Linked DNA regions of Mus musculus: regions 1 and 3 are each linked to region 2. The links are chromatin loops, found by intact Hi-C in ENCODE. Cell type or tissue: gastrocnemius. All regions are shown on one strand.

Region 1 (2,500 bases), 140 kb before region 2:
GGATCAGCCTAGGGAGTTGTCAGCTGAAACCGGAGTTACAGTCCATTTTGGGGAAGCTGAGACCTCATTGGAAACAAACTGTTGAGGGGGAAGGTATGAACTGTGTCCAGGGACCAAGTAGATATTGTGTTTTAGACCAGGATTCCCCAAAACTGTGGCCTATGGAACACATGAGTTCTATAGAGATGAAGAGATCAAAATAGAGACCGTGGCTCTGTATTTAAATTCATCCAAGATAGGCTGTGTGTTTTCTTTCTCTGGATTTTCTGATGAAAAACTCTGGCAATGTATCATTTATAAGTGTTTCCCAAATGGATCAGACCATCATGTAAGCCCCTTTACCTGTCTCACCTTGCACTGAAGACGTGTTCTGCAGAGGGGTGGGCTGTTGACTGTGCTGACATGACATTAAGATGCATCTAGAAATAAGGCTATAGTAGAAATCCCTCTAGCAATGTGGCAGGGTCACAGCGTCCAAACAGCACTGTGGTTTCAAGTAGTGCACTTCAATATGTTCTGAAACAGCACAATCCCAAAACTGTATGCAGAGAAAACTTCAGGTCTTCATCATTGATTGAAAGAAAAGTAGCCTAGAGAGATACGTACCTAGACATTTGAGTTTCATGGTCAGAGAGTGTAAATGAAAGCAATCATTAGCATGCAGTATGTAGTATGTAATAGCCAACTTGGGGGTTTATTTGTTTGGTTTTTTTTTTTCCTTTAGTTAAAACTTACACTCTCTGTTCCTATCATTTCAATATGACATTTTAATAAAAAAAAAATACAATGGGATTTAGGCTGGCTGAGGGTGTACCAGTGGTAGACTGGGTACTTAGCATGCTGTCAAGGCCCTGAGTCTGATCCCCAGTATCAAGCAAATAATATTTAAAAAGAATGTATGGAGTTGGCAAGATGCCTCAGCAGGCAAATAAACTTGCACCAAACCTGACAACCTGAGTTGATCCCTAGACGTCACAGGGTAGAGGGGGAGAATCGACTCCCCAAAGTTGTACATTCCCCAGCACCAAAGCAGAAGGAGAGAAAGACTTAGCTTCCTAACAATATAAATCCTTCACACCTCAGAAATAACATTTTATTAAAACCTTGACTCATTTGACAAAAGGTTTAGGTTGCACTTTGAATGTTAAATGTCCCCTGGCCAGCTCATTTGCTTGAACATTTGATCCCAGTCCAGTTGGTGGCACTATTTCAGAACGTTCTGGAACCTTTAGGAAGTCAATCATTGTTAGAAGAATGGATCCCTGGGAGTGAGTTGGCTTGAGGTTAGCAGATAGTTTCCTGACTGAAGAGCCAGCGGGACCAGCTGCCTCCTGATCCTGCTACATACCTTGCCTACCTTGACTCTCTTGTCAAACACTAAGCCACACTAAGCCCTTCCCCCTTTAAATGACCTCTTGTCTGGTATTTACTCACTGCAACAAAAACAAACAAACAAACAAAAAAAACCACTGATACACCCGTAAAAACATCTTAGGCCCAGGCTCCCGACCTACCACGCTGTGGAAAACGCTGCTAGCAAAGAATGAGTTCTTGGGCTGGCACAGAGGAAGGAGAAAGTGCAGATTTGTTCACACACTGCTCTCTGAAAAGCTCAGAGCAAGTAGACCCATCTGTGCACTAAGATAGAGCAGTTCTAGTATTCACCTGTATATCCTCTTCAGTGTGGAGACAGGGGCTTGCTCTATAGTCCAAGCTAGCCTCTAGCTGGGCATCTTTCTGTTTCCACTTACAAGTACTGTTACCTGTACACTTTAATCATTTTGAAGTCACTTAGAATGCAGTGTAAATAGTCGCCACCCTGTCTGGCTCGGGGAACAATGACCAGAAGTCTGCACATGATCAATCCAGACAAAAAAAAAATTTTTTTTCTTGAATGTTTCCTGTCTGTGTAGCTGGCTGACTCTACAGTGTGGAAACTGCAGATCTAAAGCATTGTCAGGGCTGGCCTTTATTCTATTTCCCTTTTTTTTTTTTTGAGTTCTAAAGATTGTACTGATGGCCCGTGTACAATGGAAAAAGCACTTTACCACTGAGACGTATCCCAAGCCCTTTTGAAGATTTTTTAAAAAGAGTTTGGGAACAGGGTCTTATTCAGTTGACCAGTCAGTCTACTCTTGGTCTCACTGTACCAATCCTCCTGCCTCAGCCTTCCAAACACCAGGGATTACAAGCCTATGCTACTAGACCCAAGTCATTTCATATTCATAATAAGATTGCATACAAAGCCGGGCATGGTGGCACACACCTTTAATCCCAGCACTTGGGAGGCAGAGGCAGGTGGATTTCTGAGTTCGAGGCCAGCCTGGTCTACAGAGTGAGTTCCAGGACAGCCAAGACTACGCAGAGAAACCCTGTCTCGAAAAACCAAAAAAAAAAAAAAAAAAAAAAAAAAAAAAGATTGCATACAAACTACTGGTCTACATTTCTAAAGATAGATTAATTAGCTAAATTTCTAATAGGGATTAGGGAAGGTGAGGCT
Region 2 (2,500 bases):
AACTCTGTGTTTGCTTTAATAAGCTCCCGGAACACTGAATCTGTCTGTTGATCACTGTGTTTTTAGCATCTTGCTTATGGGAGACACAAAGGGGTGAGTTAGGCTGAGCCTCTCTCTTACTCTATATCAGATGTCCTGGTTAGTTCTTTTTGCTTGTCGTCTTGACATATCTAGACTCATTTGAGAGAAAACTACAGTTGGGGGAAATGCCCCTCCAAGATTGGCCTGTGGTACATCTTCTTGGTTAATGACTACTGTAGGGGTGCCTAGCTCACTGTGGGTGAGCACCTACTCTGGGTAGATAGGTGGTCAGAGTAGAATGAGGAAGCCGGGAGGAACACTGAGGGAAGTTAGCCTTTAGGTTCCTGCTTTGAGTTCCTATTCTAACTTCCCTCAGTGACAGACTGTGACCTGAGAGGTGTAAGCTGAAATAAACGCTTCCCAACCCAAGTTCTTTTTGGTCATCATGTAACAGGGCCCAGGACTTAGCACAACTGACTCCATGATGGAAGTATCATTTAGGCTGTAAACGCAGCGCATACACAGCCTTACCTGCCAAACAAAACCATTGGCCTAATCTATCAATGTCCATATACTTCTGGGATATGGCCACTCATCTCAAAATGTACCAACTTTGTCTTTTAGCTTCTGCACTTCCACTTCTGGCTAATTATTCTTGTTAATTGAAATATGGGAACCCAGAATATGGTATTTGTGCTTAAAAGCTCACCCCGAGAGAGCTCACTGCCACACTGGGATCCCAAACACTCAGTGTAGTCACAGGCCGCTAAGACTTTTTATTGGCTGAACTGGGTCTGAGCAAGTTTTTCTGCCGACTACCTCACAGCAATCCCAGCAATAGAAACCCTAACTAAGACAACTAGGGGCAACAATTAAGGCTGGGGGCCCAGCCTGGATTGATGAATATTTTTACACAGCTTTTAAACCTTAGAATGATTTAATACTTTTAATTGGTTGGAAAAATAATAGAACTCAAATATCCTGGTGGACCGCCCCCCAACCCCCATGTGACCCAGAACTTGTCATGATGTCGTGCTGCCCTCTAGTGGCCATATACAGAATAGCTCAGTGTGTTCCTTTGCAATACAGATTTAGAGCCCAAGGCTTTCATGTGCTACACAAACATTCTATGGCTGAGCCCCAATCCTTCTTTCCTCTTTTTTTTTTTGTTTTTTGTTTTGTTTTTTGTTTGTGTGTGTGTGTGTGTGTGTGTGTGTGTGTGTGTGTGTGTATGTGTGTGTGCGTTTTTGAGACAGGGTTTCTCTTTATAGCCCTGGCTGTCCTGGCACTCACTCTGTAGATCAGGCTGGCCTCGAACTCAGAGATCTGCTTGCCTCTGCCTCCCAAGTGCTGGGATTAAAGGCGTGCTCCACTACTGCCCAGCCAGCCCCCGAATTCTGATGGGTCAGTCTTAGGTTGTGTGTTCAATAACCCATCCCTGACTGTGATGGGTGTTTGTTTGGTTTGTAGGAAGACTCCTGGACCCTAACACATATTGTCTTAGCATTTTATTCCCAATCACTGTGAGCAGTGGGAAGAGAGCAAGCTTTGGAAGACTTAAAAGAAGTGTCTCCATGTGACCTTTTGGGGTGTCCAATCCCCCACCTGACTGGTGTAGTCAGCTCTGCCCTCCAGCAAAGCTATCCAAAATGCTGCCTGAGCGCTTTCATAAGGCAAGTGGTGGTTAACTAAGTTATTATCTAAGAAGGGCAACACGTACCAGAAGAAGAAAAAGAAGGAGGAGGAAAAGGAGGAGGAAGAAGAGGAGAAGAAGAAAGAGGGCTGGAGAGATGGCTCAACAGTTAAGAGCACTGACTGCTCTTCCAGAGGTCATGGTGGCTCACAACCATCTGTAGTGGGATCTGATGCCCTCTTCTGGTGTGTCTGAAGATAGTTATAATGTACTCATATACATTAAATAAACAAATGAATGAATGAATGAATGAATGAATGAATAAATAAATAAATGAATGAATAAATAAATAGAAGGAGGACGAGGAGAAGAAGAAGAAGGAAAGGAAAGAAGTAGAAGAGGAGAAAAAGAAGAAACTGGCATAGGCTGGTAGATCTCCATGAGTTCAAGGCCAGCCTGGAGCAAGTTCTAGAATAACCAAGCCTATATAGAGAAACACTGTCTTGATAAACAAACTAACAAACAAACAAAAAGAAAGAAAGAAAGAAAGAAAAAGAAAACACAGGAGAAAGAAAAGCAAGCCAGATCCCAAGTTTGGCTGCCAGTGGGGAGTCTTTGCCAAGTACTGGCAGGGAGGGCTGAGCATCCAGGAGAGAAAATGATGGACAGATGGTTCCCTCGGGGTCAGGGACCATCAGTCAGGCTATTTCCTGTGGAGATGCAGCAAAAGCCTTGGCTAGGCACATAGCTCAGGGGCTGTGTTCTTGCCTAGCAAGTCAAGGCTCTGGATTCCAGCTCCCACACTGCAGAAAGGAAGAAGGGAGAAAACAAACAAACAAACAAACA
Region 3 (2,500 bases), 200 kb before region 2:
GTGCCACTGAGACTGAAAGCCAGAAGGAGTTTGCTTTTTGAAATTTACATAGGCCAGGCAGTGGTGACCCATGCCTTTAATCCCAGCACTTGGGAGGCAGAGGCAGGCGGATTTCTGAGTTCGAGGCCAGCCTGGTCTACAAAGTGAGTTCCAGGACAGCCACGGCTATACAGAGAAACCCTGTCTCGAAAAACCAAAAAAAAAAAAAAAAAAAAAGGAAATTTATAGAAATTTATAGCTATGCTATTTGGTTTTTCTCCCCTCTCAGATTCATGTCCTTCCTCTAAGGTGCCTGGTACTTCACATTTATTCCTGACTCAACATTGAAGTTTTCCCACATGAATCTGTGTCATTCCTGAGTTATTACATCAATTACAAAAACCAGCTTTCTCTCTGTATCTGTCCTTTAACAGAGTGACTGGCCGGAAGGATACCAGCTTGCATCCTCCATGAACTTCCGCTTTCCCCAGTGCATTCCCATCAACCTAAAAACTCTCATTCCCAATGCCAGTAGCGAGGCCATCCAGCTCATGACAGAGATGCTGAACTGGGATCCAAAGAAGCGACCAACAGCAAGCCAGGTCAGGCGGCTCACCCCGGGGGCAGCGTGTTAAATTTGTGAGCGTTTTTTACAAATTATTTATGTGCCTAAGTATGGATGTGCGCCACGCGTGTACAGGAACCCAGCAAGCTAGTAGATGGCATCAGATCCCCCTGGAATTGGAAGCATAGGTGATTGTGAGCCACCATGTAGAGCCCAGAAACCAAGCCCAGGTCTTCAACAAGACCAGCCAGTGCCCTTAACCACTGAGCCATCTCTCCGACCTTTACATTTGCAAAGTTTTGCAATTCTACAAAGACATCAATTCTCAACCAATGTTTTCCAAGATCAGTAAGTGCTAAGCCCAAGACACCCACTATGTGCAACAAGCAAGAGTGAGGCATATTGCAAACAGAGTCACTGCATAATGGTGTCATATGCCCTCAACGAGCCAGAGAAGACGCAACCACTAAGGGTAATGCCTCCAGACTGGCACGCGCTTGGTCTGGGTGGCATATAGTAGACTTCTTTGGTTGAGGGCTAAGATTCTTGTTCCCTGGGACAAGAATCAGGAAATTCAGACTTCAGTAAGAGTTTATCCTCTGACTCCCACAAGAGGGTAGCATTGTGGAACTTTGTAGTCTTTAAAATGCTATCCCTCTGTTTGCCAGAGGCTTAACAAACAAACAACGATGATAAATTGTGTTATATTATTTACATTTAATATAAATTCCACGTAAAACTTAACCCCCCTCATTTAAAATAAAATAGCATATGTGTTTTCTAAAGACCAGCTACACACCAGGCAGCAGTGGTGGACACCTTTAGTCCTAGCACTTGGGAGGCCAATCTTTGTGAGTTTGAGGCCAACCTGGTCTACAGAGTGAATTCCAGGACAGGCAAGGCTACCCAGAGAAACCCTGTTTTAAAAAACCAAAACCAAATAAAGTAAAAAAAAAAAAAAAAACCCACACACACACAAACAACAACCATAAAAAAGACCAGCTACAAGAAACAAAAGAGAAAAATGAATCCAGGCATATTTGAACACAAACAGGTAACCAGAGAGCAGAGATTGGGGAGCAGTTACCCTGAGAGGTATTAAAATCACCACAGCAACAGTCCTGGCATAGGAAGAAATCACAAGAGACTCTGCATAGCTACTTAAGAACTAAATCATTAAAACCAACAGCATGTATAAAGACTTTATATCATGATGAGGAAACTGTAGCCATGAAGCAGCATAAGGGGCCAGTGAGATGGCTCAGCAAGCTTAGGGTACTTGGGGATGCCCCCAAGGTCAAGCCCTAGAACCCACATGGAGTTGTTATAATTTGGCTAGAGAAAAAAAAAATCTCCATTTGTTCACCTTGCCTGTAGCAATATTACAAGTTAGTTTATTTCAAAAAAGGATGAGACAAAACCCAGAGACAGTGCACGACTGGATTTAGCCGAGTGCTTCTTTTATGTGTACTTCATTCTCAGACTTTCTCCTGGGAAGTTTGTCTTCTGCCCACAGGTCCTCAGCTTTGTACAACCTGGTATCCTACAGAGATCCTACATGCTTGGCACTTGTCAATGCAGGTTAGCATGACTGAGGCCACAGGTTCAATACCCAGAACTCCCCATCAAGAAGACCACTGATAATAGTGATCGGTTTGCCCTATATTAAGGATGCACACAATTTCAACTTGGAAACGTTCTGATTAGCTACGCATTAACGTAAGGTGACCTTCTGTATGGTGTTTCCATACTTTTCCAGGCACTGAAACACCCATATTTCCAAGTCGGTCAGGTACTGGGCTCTTCTGCACACCATCTGGATACAAAACAGACTTTACACAAGCAGCTGCAGCCTCTGGAGCCAAAGCCATCTTCCTCTGAACGGGATCCTAAGCCTTTGCCAAACATACTTGATCAGCCTGCCGGGCAGCCCCAGCCAAAACAGGGCCACCAACC

What was found. Peaks named below come from ENCODE experiments on the same cell type or tissue, not always from the same donor. Only the 100,000 strongest peaks of a DNase experiment are listed, where the experiment ranks them.
Region 1: a loop joins it to region 2, with 9 times the contacts of the local background. A loop is called at or near these places in 27 of 42 quality-filtered maps.
Region 3: a loop joins it to region 2, with 5 times the contacts of the local background. A loop is called at or near these places in 6 of 42 quality-filtered maps.

What each region holds. Positions count from the first base shown.
Region 1 is chr13:40,978,261-40,980,760 of GRCm38, reverse strand. The region is part of intron 1 of A730081D07Rik (RIKEN cDNA A730081D07 gene); the gene reads left to right. Among named protein-coding and RNA genes, the nearest start is that of Pak1ip1, 21 kb to the left of the region's middle. In gastrocnemius, a CTCF peak has its summit at 1,178 (motif pointing right); no DNase peak of the experiment used is centred here; H3K27ac peaks cover 1,228 bases.
Region 2 is chr13:40,842,182-40,844,681 of GRCm38, reverse strand. No RefSeq gene overlaps it. Among named protein-coding and RNA genes, the nearest start is that of Mir5124a, 22 kb to the left of the region's middle. In gastrocnemius, a CTCF peak has its summit at 1,076 (motif pointing left); DNase peaks (open chromatin) are centred at 1,063 and 2,310; H3K4me3 peaks cover 392 bases; H3K27ac peaks cover 372 bases.
Region 3 is chr13:41,046,134-41,048,633 of GRCm38, reverse strand. It overlaps Mak (male germ cell-associated kinase), which reads left to right. Exons shown (of 13, transcript NM_008547.2): 7 at 414-581; 8 at 2,304-2,500. Among named protein-coding and RNA genes, the nearest start is that of Mak, 23 kb to the left of the region's middle. In gastrocnemius, a CTCF peak has its summit at 1,160 (motif pointing right); no DNase peak of the experiment used is centred here.